Linked DNA regions of Homo sapiens: region 2 is linked to region 1. Evidence: chromatin loops called from intact Hi-C (ENCODE). Cell type or tissue: GM12878. All regions are shown on one strand. Each heading gives the region's core, and the rest is flanking DNA. Links, peaks and the distances in the headings are about the cores only. Region 1 has its middle 360 kb from the start of MIR1263. Region 2 has its middle 290 kb from the start of MIR1263.

What was found. A loop is a pair of places that touch in the nucleus more often than their neighbours do. Peaks named below come from ENCODE experiments on the same cell type or tissue, not always from the same donor. Only the 100,000 strongest peaks of a DNase experiment are listed, where the experiment ranks them.
Region 2: it touches region 1 in a loop (4-fold over the local background); 1 of 110 quality-filtered maps calls a loop at or near these places.

What each region holds. Positions count from the first base shown.
Region 1 is chr3:163,808,503-163,811,333 of GRCh38, forward strand. No RefSeq gene overlaps it. Among named protein-coding and RNA genes, the nearest start is that of MIR1263, 360 kb to the right of the region's middle. In GM12878, for the core only: no CTCF peak of the experiment used is centred there; a DNase peak (open chromatin) is centred at 1,339; H3K27ac peaks cover 696 bases.
Region 2 is chr3:163,878,003-163,880,833 of GRCh38, forward strand. No RefSeq gene overlaps it. Among named protein-coding and RNA genes, the nearest start is that of MIR1263, 290 kb to the right of the region's middle. In GM12878, for the core only: no CTCF peak of the experiment used is centred there; a DNase peak (open chromatin) is centred at 1,319.

The DNA of each region.
Region 1 (2,831 bases), core at 82-2,581:
AATGTTTACTGTAGATATTAACTATAAAAATGTTTAGGCTGGGAGCAGTGGCTCATGCCTCTAATCACAGCACTTTGGGAGGCCTAGGCATGAGGAAAGCTTGAGGTCAGGAGTTGAAGACCAGCCTGGACAACATAGTAAAACCCCGTTTCTACAAACAATAAAAAAATTAGCTGGGGTGTGGTGGTGTGGACCTGTAGTCCCAGCTACTTGGGAGGCTGCTGGGGCAGGAGAATTGCTTGAACCTGGGAGGCAGAAGTTGCAGTGAGCTGAGATCGAGCCACTGCACTCCAGCCTGGGCAACAGACTTCGTCTCAAAAAACAAAAAAATCAAGGTAGAGACATTAATAATTAAAGCCCTAGAAGAGAATTGTTTATTAAATTCTCTTTTCAAATCTATTAACTTTTAACATAAACTTTTATTTATCTATAGCTTTAAAAAACATTATGCTAGAAATATATAGCATGTGAGAGTCAATAATGTAAGGTGTACAAGTCACATTCTCTCCATCTCTAAATACTTCCCAATAATTAGATTTGACATAACTATCATTATCAGCATCTCATAAGAAAATTTTAATTACATTTGTCTTTCCAAGTTAAATTTAGTGTTCACAAACATGGTACTCATTCCTTAAAATAATTAGAACATAGAGCAACAACTTTTTCTAACAAATGCTCATATTCCTCAAGTACTTTCTAGAGAACACTGAAGAAGGATTCATTCTGTAATAGCTAATAAAGACTGAATTATCCAACAATATTTAAAAGCTCATTTCAATAAAGTATAAAATTAAATAGTGAAATTCAACTTATTAATATTAGAATCTCAAAAAGTATGCCAAAATATTTATGGCAATATCTTGTAAGAATAAATAAAATAGCATTTTTAAGATACTAAAAATAATTTGTCTGCAACATCCAGAAGGATTAGATGTGAACTTGTGTTTAATTTGAAGTATTTTTAAGGTCTCTTTGCAAGTTAAAAGTTCTCCCTTTTGTGCATGCTACAACTGATTTAAACAAAGCAGTGAAACTATTATATTGTATGAATTGTAATATGTGACAGAGCAGGAAAACCACCATCTTGCACAAACGCCCCCATTTTAAGTCCCAGATCCCTTTCTAATCTCATGCATTTCAAGAAAATCACTTCTCTTCTAACCTCAAGCAGCCAGAAAGAGCAGACAGTGAAACAAAGGTAAGACAGCTCAAGCACAGAAGGAGAGGGGAAAGTCCCTTCGGGAAGAACCAATCTTCACACTCAAAAAATGGGCCCCAGTAAAACAGTGGGCCCTAATAAGCACATTCCTTTCACTTTAGGTTCACTAAGATAGGAAAGCTAAAAGTAGATTCAGGGCAGGGGTATGCCTGCAGCTGCAGGAAGTTGTACAGTAACAGACACAAAAACTCTCCCTCTCAGATAAGCAAGACAAAGTGTGAAAAGCTCTCGCACCTTGAACCCATAAATACTCTCGGCCTGTAACAGAAAGTGCTCCTGTCTCAACTTGGCCAGAAGTCCCTCGCAGGTTTATTCCTTAAAATAAACCTGTCTCTGACTGTTAAGCCACTTTTCATGTTTTTTTCTTTCTTCTTCAACTCCTACAATATGAAATGTAGATACCACAATTTTAATTATTTTAAAACAATTTAGTGTGAGTTTTATTTGCTAAACAAATTCCGATAGCTATTTTTCAATTATAAAGAGACACTAATGAGCAAATAGTGAAAATTAAAATGAAACATAACTTCAAAAACTGCAAAACAATCCTCTGCCAATACTTTTATTTTGACATTTTTTAAAATTATATAAGTAACTATGCTTCTAAACTTGGAGTGTCCTGGATAAGCCGTTACAGAACAGCAATATCCCTTTTTTGTGATGATGACTTAAAATTATTTCATTTCAGAATTATAATAACATAACATTTTTAAAGAGTATACATGTATCATTTTATATTATACTATAGATTGATCAGAGGTTTTCTTAATGTTGGCCATTCCATTTGAGTTCAAATTAACTAATATAAACAATTCATAATAAATTTATTTTATTTCAACTGTTGCTTACTATTATTTTTAGATTCACAAAATGGATATTATGGATATAAAGTACATGTTTACTTTAATGTCCTTTGGTATATACTACCAATAAATTTTGTAGAATTGTGGAATCAATATAGCCATTTGTGTAAGACTGCTCATTTTCGTGGAGTCCTGTCCTCACTGAATATTTATTCTTTAAAGTCAAATAGGGAGGAAACATCATCTCATTATTAATCTGTTTAGTTTAATATTAATAAGGTTATTTCATTCCTATAATTTATTGTTCATCCTTTTTTCTTTTTAAATATATATTTTTTAAGGATTCCATATATTTTATATGGCATATTAGTTTGTAAATGTTTTCATTAACTTTCAAAGTTTTCTATGTAGAAGTCATTAGTCTTTTGGATATAAATTTCAAATAGCACAATACATTCCACCAAAATTTGTATTAGAAAAATGATTGAAAATAAAATAAAAATTGACAGAATCTTGAACATATTGATAAGCATTTTTGTTGTTAATTGTATAATTTTTTTATTTCTAGATTTATTGTTCTTTACTAAATTTTCTCATTACACATAACTGCCTCCTTATTTGTCTGGTAATTCTTGATTGAACACTGGACATTGTTATTTTTACATTGCTAGGAGTCTGAAATGTGTTTGGCTTCTTTTAAAGAGGGTTGAGTTTTAGTCTTACATGCTAATAACTTATGTGTGAATCTTCTGTGAAACTATAATGGTAACAGAAAAAAAGGGAAAAAAGTCAATAATGGCAAGAGA
Region 2 (2,831 bases), core at 80-2,579, 69 kb after region 1:
GGAGTTGAGGTTTCAGCAGTGTCTGAGTGACAGGATGATGTCATTTGATTGGCAGTTTTTATGGTTACATAGCTAAATCAAACTGTGCATGTTCTTGCCCGTAAGTCATTAAGACAATCCCACTAGGGAGCATGTTTCGGGAGAACCAGCCCCCAGTAATTCAGCATAGGTTCTTTTCTATTTTCCCTAAGTTTCAGCCAGTCTGAGAAATAAAGAGAAACAGTACAAAGGAGAAATTTTACAGCTGGGCCTCTGGGGGTGGCATCACATGTCGGCAGGTTCTGTGATGCCCCCTGAGCCGCAAAACCAGCAAGTTTTTATTAGGGATTTCAAAAGGGGAGGGGTGTACGAATAGGGAGTGGGTCACAGAGATCACATGCTTCAAAAGGCAATAAAAGATCACAAGGCAAATGGCAGAGCAAGATCACAAGTCCAGGGCGAACTTAGAATTGTTGATGAGGTTCTATGTCCTGCTGGGCACGCATTGTCATTGATAAACATCTTAACATGAAACAGAGTTCGAGAGCAGACAACCAGTCTGACTAGGATTCTCCAGGCTGGCATTTCCTAATCCTAGGAAACCTGAGGGCACTGCAGGAGACCAGGGCATATTTCATCCCTTATCTTCAACCACATAAGACAGACACTCCTAGAGCAGCCATTTTAGAGACCACTCCCTGGGAATGCATTCCTTTCCTGAAGTTATTCCTTGCTGGGAAAATAATTCAGCGATATTTCTCCTATTTGCTTTCTGCAAGAAGAGAAATATGACTCTGTTCTGCCTGGCCCTGCAGGCAGTCAGACCTTGTGGTTATCTCCCTTGTTCCCTGAAAATTGCTGTTATCTTGTTCCTTTTTAGGATGCCCAGATTTCATATTGTTCAAACACACGTTTTACAAACAATTTGTGCTGTTAACGCAATCATCACAGAGTCCTGAGGTGACATACATCTTCAGCTTATAAAATGATGAGATTAAGAGATTAAAGTAAAGACAGGCATAGGAAATTATAAAAGTATTGATTGGGGAAGTGATAAATGTCCATGAAATCTTCACAATTTATGTTCAGAGACTGCAGTAAAGACAGGCGTAAGAAGTTATAAAAGTATTAATTTGGGGAACTAAAAAACATCCATGAAATCTTCACAATTTATGTTCTTCTGCTGTGGCTTCAGCTGGTCCCTCTGTTTGGGGTCCCTGACTTCCCGCAACAAGCGTGGTATAACCACATTTAAATTTTATTATATTGATGGCATAATGAGCTTGAAGTGAACCTGAGGACACAGTTCTATGCTACTGGGCATTTGCCACTTTAGGGGATTTCCACCTGTGACCTAGTTTCTCTTTCTACAAGATGTGCTGGCCACGGACTCTACCACAAACTCCACTTGTTAGGGAGTTTAGGGTGGGCGGTTCTGGGGCTGAACTTAAGTGGACCATGGCCTGCTGTTTTAGGGACAGCCTTTCTGCTCTCTTCTTTACCCCCTCCCAGCTGCTAATGTCTATCTAACCACTTGACAAAAATACTTTCACAACAATGAAAAAGTAGTAATACTTAGGAATATGCATTAATGTATTGTGAGACATAACTGAATAAAATTTATATTTTACTATTTGAAGCTTTGCTATATATTAACTCTATGATCTTAGCAAAGTTATTTGAATACTTTAAGTTTTAGCTTCTTCACATATAAAGATAGAACTGATGGTTTCTATCTCAATGAACAGTTGTAGAGATTTAAAAAAGAGAATTATAATAGTTCAACATATATCTTTATCTGCTAAAAACAAAATCAGTGCTTGCAGAGGTAACATTATATCTCAAGCTGATTTTCTGGTGACAGAGAGTGTTTTTGACTCTTATCTAAAGAAGTATTATTCTTTTGAACAACTCTAAGAATAACTTTTGAAACTGTAACAATTTAAAGGGGTTTAAACCAAATTTGGGACTATGTTCAACTTTACCTTCCTATAATTCTCATGCCAAGTAATAATTGAGATCTTTTAAAATGTTTTCTTTTTTTAAATTCTTAAATTTTATATCATTTAAAAATGAAAATGGCAGTTTGGAATAGTAGAAGATAAAGATTAAAGATACCAATTTAAAGTAAATTGGTAGAAATTCTTTAGGAAAATCTATGGCAGTACATTAGAGGAGATTTAGATATCCTTACACTTGACTGTGTCAGATTTGCTTGGAGAAACTTACCGAAAGAACATAACGAAAATATTTTAAAATGAAGAGTTACTTATAAAGTTCAATATATGGAAGACAAAAAATCCACTAATAATGTCTCATCATATAAATGACAGTACATATTTCAGAAAAGATTAAATATGCATAACCATTTATTGTGAACACCTTTTAACAACACGGGCACCACACACACATTCACATGCGCATATGCTCCCCCCGACCCCCCCTGGACACACACACAAACATTACCATGAGATTACAGAGACATTATGAGCATTATTACTGTGATTATTTCTATCTAAAATATTCATGTGTCACCCGTAGAACAATAAGAAAGAATAAAAATAGTCATATGAACAAGTGTTATCCAAGCTGTGTTTTTTTTCAATAATCTATACAATTATTAAGATCTTTAACATTAACTTCTTATGATTAAATAAAAGAATGCTATATAGTTTGGGGCAACTGCAAACTACTCCATGTATAGCCACCCTGAATTTGGTGTCTCAAAACCCTGTGGTTCTAACCAATATTCCCGCTTTCTTGCATTTGCATTCACCAACTTACTTTGCAAACTACTTCTAAAACGTATTGCTATAAATTGGGTAAATATCATTGACATTTCCTTATTTGAG